Linked DNA regions of Homo sapiens: all the other regions are linked to region 1. Evidence: chromatin contacts called from ENCODE Hi-C data. All regions are on one chromosome and are shown on one strand. The core of a region is the stretch at or near the end of the contact, and the rest is flanking DNA. Distances in the headings are between cores, read along the strand shown.

What was found. Hi-C counts contacts between places; a loop is a spot of excess contacts on that map. Pooled maps may share reads with other maps.
Region 2: a loop to region 1 is called in a map of sigmoid colon, with 5 times the contacts of the local background. The contact joins the promoter of CDADC1 here to the promoter of DLEU2 in region 1. A Hi-C loop is called at or near these places in 2 of 168 maps with a recorded cell type or tissue (naive thymus-derived CD4-positive, alpha-beta T cell and sigmoid colon) and 12 of 50 pooled maps.
Region 3: a loop to region 1 is called in a map of naive thymus-derived CD4-positive, alpha-beta T cell, with 8 times the contacts of the local background. The contact joins the promoter of PHF11 here to the promoter of DLEU2 in region 1. A Hi-C loop is called at or near these places in 3 of 168 maps with a recorded cell type or tissue (CD4-positive, alpha-beta memory T cell and naive thymus-derived CD4-positive, alpha-beta T cell) and 10 of 50 pooled maps.
Region 4: a map of endothelial cell of umbilical vein shows a loop between it and region 1 (2.1-fold over the local background). The contact joins the enhancer-like site here to the promoter of DLEU2 in region 1. A Hi-C loop is called at or near these places in 5 of 168 maps with a recorded cell type or tissue (PC-9, chondrocyte, endothelial cell of umbilical vein and 2 more) and 8 of 50 pooled maps.

Annotation. Positions count from the first base shown.
Region 1 is chr13:50,124,069-50,127,138 of GRCh38, reverse strand. It overlaps DLEU2 (deleted in lymphocytic leukemia 2), which reads left to right and starts at 1,598. Exons shown (of 14, transcript NR_152566.1): 1 at 1,598-1,837. All of the region lies in intron 2 of DLEU1 (deleted in lymphocytic leukemia 1), which reads right to left. RefSeq lists silencers at 1,146-1,475, 1,506-1,715, 2,036-2,545, 2,626-3,070 and an enhancer at 767-1,477.
Region 2 is chr13:49,246,496-49,249,565 of GRCh38, reverse strand. CDADC1 (cytidine and dCMP deaminase domain containing 1) reads right to left here and starts at 1,641. Exons shown (of 10, transcript NM_030911.4): 1 at 1,447-1,641; 2 at 601-695. The coding sequence starts at 1,528. It overlaps LOC105370203 (a long non-coding RNA gene), which reads left to right and starts at 1,726. Exons shown (of 2, transcript NR_135318.1): 1 at 1,726-1,931. RefSeq lists enhancers at 1,519-1,748, 1,218-1,780.
Region 3 is chr13:49,494,499-49,497,568 of GRCh38, reverse strand. It overlaps PHF11 (PHD finger protein 11), which reads right to left and starts at 1,616. Exons shown (of 10, transcript NM_001040443.3): 1 at 1,474-1,616. The coding sequence starts at 1,567. The region is part of intron 12 of SETDB2-PHF11 (SETDB2-PHF11 readthrough); the gene reads right to left. It overlaps SETDB2 (SET domain bifurcated histone lysine methyltransferase 2), which reads right to left. Exons shown (of 14, transcript NM_001160308.3): 14 at 2,566-3,070. RefSeq lists enhancers at 1,035-1,084, 1,575-1,814, 2,125-2,810 and a silencer at 1,275-1,554.
Region 4 is chr13:50,684,206-50,687,275 of GRCh38, reverse strand. All of the region lies in intron 2 of LOC107984568 (a long non-coding RNA gene), which reads left to right. Among named protein-coding and RNA genes, the nearest start is that of DLEU7-AS1, 120 kb to the left of the region's middle. Within about 2 kb of position 1,580, at least 9 of the 41 ENCODE cell types and tissues checked have a DNase peak (open chromatin) inside an H3K27ac peak, as active enhancers do; they include endothelial cell of umbilical vein, heart left ventricle and heart right ventricle, where a contact is called at or near this core.

The DNA of each region.
Region 1 (3,070 bases), core at 349-2,848:
CAAAGCGCCGTCCGGTTCGCTGGGGGGTCGACTAAGCTCCGCGTTTTGGAAGCCCAGCAAACACTGCACAGGTTCGCTTTACTTCCTCTCGCCTTCTTTAGAACGAGTGCACACATTGGCAGCTGACGATCCCACCACCTAGTCTCCCTCTTAAAAGAGGGCAGGCAAGCCTGGAAAGGTTTCCCAAATAGAGGCAAACTTATTGCTGTCTTGACTGGCCCAGCGAAAGCGCTCTCAGCACTGGCTGAGCCCAGTGCCCAGCCAGGAAGCTCGGCTCGGGTTGCGCGAGTCCTTGAAGAGTCCCCCACGGCCTGCAGTTGGCCCGAATGAGGGTCTGTGCGCGGGAACGGTTTCCCCAAACCCCTTAAGTAATAACATAACCCTTCCAGACTGTTCATCACACTGTTCAGCTGCCAGGAAAGGTGCGACGCGCTTCTTGCCCTCGTCCCAGCTCAGCTCTAGTTTCTTCCGCCAGTGAGCTGAGAAGCCAAATTATTTTATTCCCACCCTGTAAAGTTAAACTGCAATATACATAAATCACTCAGGGAAGCTGCTAAGATAAATAACACTCAAATGAGCTACTTGCACTTGGTATTGTTGTAAGGCCTTCCTCTGGTGTTTACCGCCCTCCTTGTTTACATGAAGCTCAGGAACAGCGGCTTTAGGCCGGTAGGGAGCTCAGTTTCATTTCAAGGGTATGGCAAGGCCTATCATTTCGTCATAAGGCTTTGAAGGAAAGTTCGTCTGTTTTTGTCTCACATCTAACTTCCAGTAACTTCTCAAAAACTATATTCTTCCAACTGTAGCTCCGGTCTGCAAACTCCCTTCTCCCTAGCTGTCCGGGAAGGGGGACTCGAGCTCGCGCAACGCCCCGCTGCACCTGCGGAGGAGGGAGAGCGTCTGGGTGCGCCATGGAACGCCCGCACCGCGCTTCCCGCGCTCCGCCCGCCTGCCCGCGAACGGCTGCGAGCCACCCCCGCATCCCTCACACCTCTGCCCTCCCCAGTCGTGCGCGGGAGAGGGGGCTAGCACCGCAATGCCTGGAAGAGCGGCCGCGCGAGGGGCCTGGGGACAGGACAGCCTCCCGGCTCCGAGGCGAGGCCCGAATGCGCGCACACTCGGCGAGCGGGGCGGCGACTGGGGAGCCGGAGACGAGAGAGGGCGGAAGTGCGGGACGCCCCGCAGCACTCCCACAGGTCGCGGAGCCCGAGATCCTCGTCGGGTGGCGAGGGCGTGGGTGCCCACGCTATGCGTGACGCCTGAGCCGCGGCCCGAGCCCACGAGCTGGGTGAGGCCGCTGCCGCCGCCGCCGCCACGAAGCCTGGCGGGCGGCGCGGAGCCCCGGGGAGCTGGTTTTCCCGGGCGGGCACGTGACGGGGTTGGCAGCGTTCGGGCCCCGGCTGGGAGGGGGAAGAAGCGGGGAGCAGAAGGCCGCGGGCGGGCGGCTGGCGCGCTGTGTACTTAGGTCGTGTGCTGGGGCTTTTCTCTCCCAGGAGCCGGCGGGGGGAGGGGAGGGGGAGGGGCCACCGCTCCGCCTTCTCCTTTTCGCAATGTTGACGCAATCTATAAATAGTGGAACAAAAGGACCAACTTCCTCGGAGCTTTGCTGAAACTGCACAAAAAATCGAGCCGGGGGGTTCCCTGGTCCCCGGCGATGGGGCGGGGAGCGCTGCGCCGGGGGAGGGGGCGGGCGCGGCGGCGCGGGCCCCGCCGAGGGGGGACACCTGGCTGAGGCACAGCTGCCGCCGTGCCTTTCCGCGCGAGCCCAGAGCTCCGATCCCTGCGCGGGCTCGAGAGCTCGCCCCGAACGGGGGTCTTCCTCCTCCGCCGTTGACAGGTCAGTCCGTACCGCCCCTTTCAACACTGTGGGCTTTCTTTTTCCTCCCCCGAGCCTCCACTTTTAGAAGGGAACTGAGAGGAAAAATAGAACGAGGCGCTGCAGCAACAGCCAGCAAATCTGCAACCCCAGCAGTCCACACGGCAGGGGTGGCCGAGGGGGCTCAAGGAGGCGGTCCCCGCCTGGCCCCTCGTCGTATGGCCGGTGCCTGCGCCGCAGCCAAAGACGGAGGACTGGCGTGCGCCACCCGGGCGGTAGGGAGAGCGGAGGCGCGGGCCGCCTTGCTGGGGTCGAGGAGGGGCTCCCGGCTGCTTCTCTCGCCCGTGGGCCGACCCCCGGAGGCTACGCGTCAGGGCCCGGAGGCCGCTGCATGCGCCTCGCTCCCTCCGAGCTCGGACCCGGCGCCTCAGCTTCGTCCTCTAACTGCTGTGGGAGGATGGAGCAGAGAAGCGCTGTCGCTGCACGCCGCCGTGCCCCCTGGCTCTGGTGCCCACGCAGCCAGCAAGCACTGAGCTGGGGGGCAGGGTGGAACCGGGGCACGCTCGCTTCTCGGAGCCTCGGACCTGAGCGCGAGCGCCCGCCGCGCCGCCGTGGCGGTTCCACAGGGCGCGGGGAGGGGGCGGAGCTGGCGCTGTTGACAGCGGTGCCGGAGCGGGGAGGGCGAAAGTTGGGGAGAGGGGGCGGGGGAGAGGTGGGAGTCGGGGCTGGGGGAGAGAGCGCGCGCGCGGGCTTCGGCGGGGAGAGGGGGGCCGGGTCATGTGATGTACAGACACCCCCGCTACAGGCTGGCTGCAGGGGTGACGTCACCACCCTTGACTGCAGGGGGTGGCACTTCCGCTCCCTCCCCAGCTGCTCCCCAGCCCCTGGCACCGCCGGCTGGAGCCCTTTCGCAGTTTGAGTGGGCAGAGGGAGAGAGGGGTTTTCCTTCTGGCCCCAGCCCGACTGCTTCTCCCGCCGCCCGGAGTCCCCGCCCTGGGACCGGAATGGGAGCCGCGGCCGCCCCCTCCCGACGCGTCCCATTGTGTGAGCGGGCGGCGCAGGGCGGAGGCTGGTGCCGGCCCCCCGCAACTCTGCGCTCCCGAGGGGGCGGGGGCGGACCCCGCGCAGTCAAGGCCAGGTCCAGCCGCCCGCCGGCTCCTCCTTCCCCAGAGCGCCGTCCGCGCGCGGGAAGTCCGACGCTGTCGACTCGGTCCGGACACCGCGGCCTCGCCCGCGTCCCTGGGGCGCCGGGTG
Region 2 (3,070 bases), core at 392-2,891, 880 kb after region 1:
GATGGGGTTTCACTATGTTGCCCAGGCTGGTTTTGAACTCCTGACCTCAGGTGATCCACCCACCTCAGCCTCACAAAGTGCTAGGATTACAGGCGTGAGCCACTGCACACAGCCCATTTCTAATCTGTTTTGATCCTGTCTTTCAAGATCCAAAAAGAGACTACTTCCATCCAACATTAATCAATTAGCACTCATATAATGCTAGACTCTAAAGGGTATATGCTAGGTAAAATAAGACATGGTCTCTATCTCCAGGCAATTTATATATTTCTGTGGCAGAGGAGTAAACTACCTAGATAAAACACCAACAGTATATATAATTGGGGGAAATTATGTGGTATAGACAATAATCTTATTAGCCGAACTGACATATGAATACCATTAGTACCCGATAAACATGGTATTCTCAGAAAGTATTTTTAGAATGGAAGATGACTTATTACGGCTGGGAATTATAAAGTGTCATGTTAATCAATAAAGATATTTTTTAAATCTTAAGCCTTGTTAAGTTTGGTTTTAGGTATGACAGAAACTGGAGCAATAAACTCAGATTTTAAACCACTGCTTTTCTAAGGGGAAAAACTATGAAACAAATTATACCTGAGATTTTTGCCGCTGGGCTTCTGCTGGAAAGAGCTCCATCCAGAGGCTGAGCAGAGTGAAAAGGTTGACTTTAGAAAGCCTTGGTATCTGACCTACAAAAGAGACGACAAACACTTTAAACTTTGTTACTAATGGTGAAAAAGGGAGCCAATCTCAATGCCACTTAGGTGCTGCAGCCTAAGCCCAGCTGCTTTCGCAAGAGGCACAGAAAAAGATAGGGGACAAGAGAGTCAGAGGTATCTTAGCAGTAGACGCTTCAGCCTTAGTCGTGGCTACCTCCTTCTCCACTTAAAAAGTTGAGCCTTCTTTCTCCAGCCCTCACCCTGCAGGAAAAAACGGTACAGCTAATACACATAGCTGAGGGGGACAACCCAAAGCAAGCTGTGAAAAGTCTTCGCATCTGACGTCGTCGTGGTGCAAGCTTTTCTTTGGACTGTGATGGGGCGTTGCTAAAAGGAAAGCGATTAGAACACAACCCGAAAAATGCGCTGACCTTCGACGGTAAAGCAGTCGAAATACAGGAAAGCGTCACGTGCGGTTAATTTGGAAATCAAGGCAAAAGCGCCGTTTGGAAATGTTCAGGCTCTTTGACCTCAGAGGCCCCAGCTCTAGGTCCTGTGAGAAGTAGCTAACAGGGGTAAAAAGCGAGACTTCAAAAGCCAGTGCGACCGAGCCGATTGGTCCTGGCGACCGCGGAGGGGACACGCAGAGGGCGGGCAGGAGACATCCAAAAGCAGCAGGGGAGGCAAAGAGGCTCAGACAAGGAATCTGGAGTTCAATGACGGGAGACGCACAGGGCAGAGCGAAAGGTAGGGTGGCGGGAGCAGGGTCCCGGACACTCACCGGTCATGCTGCCAGTCTGGGTGCTGACTGACCGCCCGGCCCTCGCGCTCTCCAGATTTTGCATCTGCCCAGCTTCTTTCATCCCAAACCTAGCGTCCTCTGCTGCCAAGGAAACCTCTCCCAGTCAGACATGATCTCGGCCCTAGCGCCCCCGCCTCTCGCCTCCTCTCAGCAACTGTAAGGCAACGGCCCACTAGGCGCAGCCAGATGACGCCTCAAGCTTGACCGCCACTTCAGGGCTCCTCGTGTGACGTCATAGAGAGGCGGGGCTTTGGCGCCAGAGGGCTGCCCCTCGGCCGGTGACCGAGTTAAGCACCGAGCTGTAAATCGCTTGAGACCTGTATTTGGTTGTTTTGTTGGTTTTGCCAAGTAAGGTCACTTGAGGATTTCTTGGCTCGAGGTCCCAGGTTGCGCAGACTCTGACTGCATCGAGTTGAGAATTTTGGTCAGAATGTTAAAGTGGAAACCTACCCCAGGCTGTCATGGTCAGTGTTTTAGAGAACTTCTTGGGTTGGGGTGTGGAGCTGGGCGGTCCAGGATGTTCTGTCATCAGAGACTGGCGGGTTCTGGGGAACTTGGTGCCATGGAACACAGTAGGGACGTTCTGCTTCTCATCAAGAACATGAAGACATTAAGAGGTGGAATTGTAATGGGGAAAAAGGTGAGAGGAGGCAGTAGGAGTTATTTTGTTTTTAATTTCTAATGTCTAGTTTATTTCCACAAAACATCTGTATCATACCAGTTCTTTGAAATTTGTTCAGACTTGTTTTATGACCTAGATCAGCACTGTCCAGTAGGATTTCCTGTAGTATTCTATATCTGCACTGTCCAATATGGTAGCCACCAGCCACATGTGGCTATTGAGCATCTGAAATGTGGCCAGTACAACCAAGGAACTGCATTTTTAACTTCATTTAGTTTTAATTAATTTACATTTTAAGTAGTGACATGTGGCTATTGGCTACTACTGTATTGGACAACATTACTCTAGACTCTCCTCCTGGAATTCCTATTAGGCATAGGTTAAACCTTCTGAGGTTCTAAATTATTATTTTTAAAATATTGCATCATTTTGTTTCTCTGAGCCACATTCTGGCTAATTTCTTCAGATCTATCTTTCAGCTTGCTATTTATTTCTTTGGCTTGTAGAATTTTTTCTAGTTCGCCTGTTCTGAGGGTAAAGCTCTTCAGGTGATTTGACTATATCCAGAGAACTCCATTCTGCACCTTTCCTGAAGTGTAGACTTTGTTGACAGTGCCTTCATGGCAATTAACACTAAGGTTTAAAGACAGGCCATGGACTAGGAGAAAATATTTGCAAAGCATGTATCCAACAAAGGACTCATATCCAGAATATATAAAGAACCATATAAACTCAGAGTAAGTAAACAGTCCAGTTAGAAAATGGATCAAAGACTTGAATAGTCATTTCACCAAAGAAGATATACAGATGGCAAATAAACATGTAAAACAGTGTTCAGTGTCATTGGCCATTAGGGAAATGTATATTAAAACCACAATGAGATTCTACTACACACCTATTTAAATGGCTAAAATAACAAGTACTGACAGCACTAAATGCTAGTGAGGATGCAGAGCAACCGGATCTCTCAAACATTGCTGG
Region 3 (3,070 bases), core at 367-2,866, 630 kb after region 1:
ATCATGATGGCGTAGGCTTGGGTGGCAGTAATGGAAGTGGTGAGAAGCAGTCAGGCTCCAGATACAGTCAGGCTGAACACAGAACTGGCTGGCCCGACTGATGCATTAGAAGGGGTGTCCGGAGGAAAGAGAGGCCCTGAGGAGCCACTAAGGTTTTTGCAAGGAGCACCTGGGCGAATGGAATGGGCTGGTGGTTGAGCAGGTTTGGAGTACCTGAATACAGTGGAGGAAACAAGAATTCTCTTTGGGACATACTCAGTTTGAGATCATTTCAGAAATGGAAGAAGTTGGTTATACCAGTCTGGAGTTTGAGGAAGAGGTCAGGATGGAAGCGCATCTCCCGTGACTTACCTTACAGTCCATATGTATACCAATGAATGAAATATCCAACTGATTGGCTTGTGGTTGCCACGTATGATGTTTACGTGTGACGTTTTGTGGTTTGGTGCCTTTGTGTCATCCTCTCTGCTGGGAACACCCCTTCAACTTTTCCACCTTTGGCTGAGTCTTGCCCTTTAAAGGTAAGCCCATGAAACATGGAGAAACCCTCTCTACTAAAAATACAAAATTAGCTGGGCGTGGTGGCACATGCCTGTAATCCCATCCACTCGGGAGGCTGAGGCAGGAGAATCGCTTGAACCCGGGAGGCAGAGGTTGCAGTGGGCCGAGATAGCGCCTTTGCACTCCAGCCTGGGCAACAAGAGTGAAACTCCTCTCAAAAAAAAAAAAAAAAAAAAAGGGTAAGCCCAGCCATCCTCTCCTCAAAAAGCTTTCCCTGAAGACTGGGAGTCAGGAGTCTCTCATCTGTACCTCTGTGGTTCTGACCTCCTCATTAAAGTTGCCTAGTAGAGTCTCTAGGGCAGGGTCTGCCTAACTCATCTTTGTATGCTCAGGACCTTGCCCTGAGCCTGGCACACCGTTTGGAGCTATACACACACGCAAGGGCAGGAACCCATCAGAAGACCCACCCACTCAAGTAGAGGGCCGGGGAGGACTGGAACGACTGGAGAAGGGGAGACGGGTTCCAGTCACGTCCTCCGTGAACGTGAGACCCAGCTCTTCCCTCAGGGCCGCCCCCTGCCTCACCGCATCAGGGCGCCCCTCCACTGTCCTGGTTTACCGGTGAGCGGAGGGGCGCTAGGAGAGTTGACATCGGTTGTGGTGGAAGCACTGGGCTGTCACCCGCGGGGGAGGTAAACCGAAGCGTGCCCACCACTCGCGCGAAACCATGGGCAGTCAGAGCCACCTGTGGAACTGGCCTGGGCCGCGCCCTGTCCTCTGGCCCCCTCCCCCACCAACAGGCACGCGAGTGGTGAGCCAAGTTCGTCCAGCGCCGCCCCGGCGTCTAGGGCCCCGGCCCGGAGTAGGGGCAGGTCGGGCCCCCATGCGGCCACGACCGGAAGGCAGGCCCCTTGACCGGGCCCGTCGCTGCCCAGCCCCGCCCGCCCGCCCGCCCGCCCCCGCGGTACACACCGGTGGGAAGGAGGAGCGCCTCCTGCGCGGGCCGGGCCTCCGGGCTGCTGGCGCCGAGCACCCTCTCGGGCCGGGGCGGCGACGCCTGGGCCATGACTGTGCTGCAGCTGCGGGTGGCGGCCGGATAGCGAGATCCCGGAAGTGCCCCAGCTGCACTAGGTTTCGTTTTCTTAAATCTGGGCTGTCGCTTTGAGTCACTAGCCGGCCCGGGGAAAGTTGGGTGTGCAGAGAGGGGTTGTCACACACACTGCTCCAGATTCCAGTCTAGTCTTAATTTGAATAGCTTAAAAAACCCAAACGCCGGGAGCAGTGGCTCACGCCTGTAATCCCAGCACTTTGGGAGGCCGAGGAGGGCGGATCACGAGGTCAGGAGTTCAACACCAGCCTAACCAACATGGTGAAACCCCGTCTCTACTAAAAATACAAAAATTAGCTGGGCATGGTGGCGGGTGCCTGTAATCCCAGCTACTCCAGACACTGAGGCATGAGAATCGCTTGAATCGGGAGGCGGGGCTTGCAGTGAGCCGAGATCGCGCCACTACACTCCAGCCTGGGCTACAGAGCGGGACTCCGTCTCAAAACAAACAAACAAACAAACACACACAAAAAACAAACAAACAAAAAAACCCCAAACGCCAGGCTTCCCTACTCCACCCCCCACAACACAGCGGGAGAAACAATCACTCTCCTGAGGGTTCCTCCTAAAAACTATCATACTGGCCGGGTGGGCGCGGTGGCTCACGCCTGTAGTTCCAGGACTTTGGGAGGCCGAGGTGGGCGAATCACGAGGTCAGGAGTTCGAGACCAGCCTGGTCAACATGGTGAAACCCCGTCTCTACTAAAAATACAAAAATTAGCCGGGCTTGGTGGCGGGCGCCTGTAATCCCAGCTACTCGGGAGTCTGAGGCAGGAGAATCGCTTGAACCCGGGAGGCGGGGGTTGCAGTGAGCCAAGATCGCGCCACTGCACTCCTGCCTAGGCGACAGAGCCAGACTCCCTCTCAAAAAAAAAAAAAAAAAAAAAAAAATTATCATACCGAGTTTGGCTTAAATAAGCATATCTTAAAAGGACGCAGAATTAGCCGATCCTAAATCCAGTTGCCAGTAGCAAGCCTTTATTTAGCACCCATAGGGTACAGAGCACCATACAAGATGAGGTTTTCAGTGAATCTAACATAAATGCATATAATTATAGTTAAAAAATAAGTTGTTCTGGAAAAAAGACATATAATAGTTGGTGGTTTGCTGAGGAATTAAAGGAAAACTGGAGGTCTTCCACTTTCAGCAGGTTGTAAAGAGGAAGACTGCCAACTAGGGATAGCAGAAGAGAGAACATTAAAAAGGACAATTTGTATAGTCTTGACAACTATGAAATGAATTGCAGAAGAGTGTGGGGTCTGCAAAACAGGGAAGTGAGCAGACAGACCCTAGCAGCCAATTTTTAAATTTTTTTTTGCCCTCCATGCAGGAGGATGAAAGAGTATTTCTTGCCAGGCCAAAATGAAAGGCCCTTTATAAAGAGACTGACATTAGGGTGTTCCCCAGCAAGATAGCTCAGGTAGGTCATAGTAAAACAAAGAGCCCTTTACCACACTCTC
Region 4 (3,070 bases), core at 331-2,830, 560 kb before region 1:
GCAATTGCGGTACACATATTCCATGGAATACTATGCAACCATAAAAAAAGAATGAAATCATGTTCTTTGCAGCAACATGGATGGAGTTGGAGGCCATAATCCTAAGTGAATTAATGCAGGAACAGAAAACCAATACCCCAGTTCTCACTTATAGGAGAGAGCGCAACATTGAGCACCCACAGACATAAACATGGGAACAATAGACACTATGGACTACTAGAGGGAGGAGGAATTGAGGGTGGTATGGGTAGAAAAAGTACCTACTGGGTACTATGCTGACTACCTGAGCGCAATATACCCGTCTAAGAAAACTGCACATGTATCCACTGTATCTAAAGTAAAAGTTGGAAAAAAAGATTTGGGGGTGAAAATGAAAAAGATGTGTTCTATTACGGAATTTTGTTTAAGACTCTTTGCTTAATAACGGAGAGGTTAAAAGCAGGGAACCAAAAAGAAGCTGCAGACTTTATCTCTGAGAATCTGTGGTGAGAACTGTCTCAGAAAGTACTCTAACCACAGAGAAGATGAGGAGACCAGATGAGTCTCACGGGCCCATGAACACTGAAGTGCTTATGAACATTTTTGGGACACACATGAAAGAGGCAAAAGCAAGTTGTAATGTAGCTAAAAGTTGAGGCACTCATTTATTTAAAAGAGAGGGGAAAATCATACAGAAATCATTTTTAAAAACCTTTGTCACTTTTTGAACCTTTTTTGGCTCAAAATCAAGATTCCTAATATTAAAGTAAATAGTGATTTGTTTTTGGTGGGAGCTGTATTTTGAATCAGTAGATTAATACAGAGATCCTAAAACCAGCATGTCCAATCATGTGGTCCCAACCTCAAGGTGTTCAAGCTGGGAGTATTATTTTTCCCAATCAAGCAACAGAGAAGATACACATTTGAGTATTTTACTGACTTGTGAATACAGATTGTTACTTCTAACAATCAGGCAGAAAATTGTATCTTGGTTCAATGTAATGCCACATGGTATATAATGACAAGCTGCTTTGAAATGTAATTACTTTTATAGAAATAAAACCCTTTCACATTTTGTTTTGTTGACAAATAGACCAGGCAGCCGCCAAAGAAGTGTCGATGGAACACTTTTCTCAGAAGCATATGCTTCACTTTAGCCAAGAAAGAAGAAAACACTTGATCAACATGTATGTGTGTATCCTGAGACGCTTAATCAGAAAGATACACAGATCTTTCTTTTCCATAATCATGAGACCTGAGATTTTTCTCGAGGGAAGTGTTCCAACATGAGAAAGAAAATACATAGTTCAAAAAGCCCGTGTGTTCAATTTGCTGCCACATGGTTTAAATTATCTATGTATTTATTAAGGGCGCTAAATAGGCAGCTTAATTTAGGGAGAGGGGTCATTTAAGTTGAGAAAAATCATGTTTAATCCCTCAACTCACTACAGGTTGATTGTGCTTTTTAAACGCATATAGCCTCAGCTAACAAAATTCCCCATGATAAGAAGTTCCCCTGTCTGCTTCTAAATTTGTCAGCTGCCAATAACAATGGAAACTTGTTAAGCTCCTGGCTTCAGGCCCAGCTGCTCTGGGCGTCTTCCAGAATTAGAGATTTGTCAGTTACTTTCTCTTTATGTTGCCAGTGTGCTTGCCTGCAATTTGGGGGTCAGCTCTCTGTTCCTGGCATATCATGTGTTTGTTACATTACTATAGAGTGGAAACCAAAGGGCCAGGGTATCAGAGCTTCTTTGCTTGTATAAGTCTGCTTTGGTTTTTTTCTCTGGATGGGCGTAAAGCAGGTCTGAAGGGAACCATGAGGAAGACATGATTAGATGTAAAAGGCTGGAAATTTGAACATTTACTGGCTATTTGATGGCAAGACAGAATTCTAACTTTCTAAGCTTCAGAATGGATAGTTATGTTTCTATAAAGAGTCCTTATTTTTTAAAAATACAATATGAAACATTTTAGATAAAATTACATATTATCTGTAATTTGTTTCCAAATAATATGGGAGTGAGACAGTGGGTCCAGATGAAGTAAGATTGGCTGTGAGTTGATCATTGTTGAAGGTGATTGGTGGGTACACAGGGATACATTCAACTACTACGCATATTTTTGTATTCATAGTTGATATTTTCCAAGATACAATTTTTTTTTAACTGGAAGAAAAAAAGTGCCTGAGAAGAATGCAAGATCCCTTAATAGCCCTCTCTGGACTATCAACAAATCTTAGGGAAATAGGGTAAGAGTTTGAGAATCTTTTAGAAACATGGCTTTCCATTTTTTGCCAGCATTTATGAAAGAGTATTTGATAGTGCCCCCATGCTTTGCCCCGTGTCTTCTACCACACTATTTTTATTATATGGTTCTCAGGCTGAGAACCTGAGACCCATGGACTGTGAAACTCTTCTCCAGATGTCTTAGAGCATGCTTAGGGTTTAATCCGCCCACCTCCTTGGGTCTTTGACTTGTACATGGCTTCTTAAGTCCCATTTTCACTGGGCCAAAATGCCCTGAATTATTTCTTTATGGCCTCCAGCCCCAGTGGATTCTCTGTGTGAGTCTGGCTCAAGATGTACACATGCATATCTTCAATGTCCACCTATTTTTATTTTCATCTGAGCCTGTATAGCCAGACAATGGAAGGAAGTGTTTCTCTTGGTGACCCACAGTAGCCTTCCTTCCTCCCGGCCCATTGCGGTGGCTGTGGTTGTCTCATTCCCTTCTGTGTGCTAAAATCAGCCCCACTCAGAACCTCCCCAGACTCTGGTCTGTGCCTTTTACTTGCCTTGTGTGGTTATTTTGATTGCTATAGCAAGAACCCTATTTGTAAGCAGGCTGAGCAGTGTCAAGCATAGATGACCTGGGCGACAGCCCCAGGCACTTGCCTCTTGGTGCCTTGTGTCTAATTCAGAGGCATGAGGTGCTCTGCCTTATTTATGGCAGCATGTGAGGGTTCCATCTTGGAGAGCAGATGTTAGCCTTCATCTAAGATAGTGGACATCTTGGGCTTTTGATATTGGCATCAAAGCTCCTACAAAGTGCTCTGGGACCCATTGCAATATAGTCTTCCTTGGACCACTCT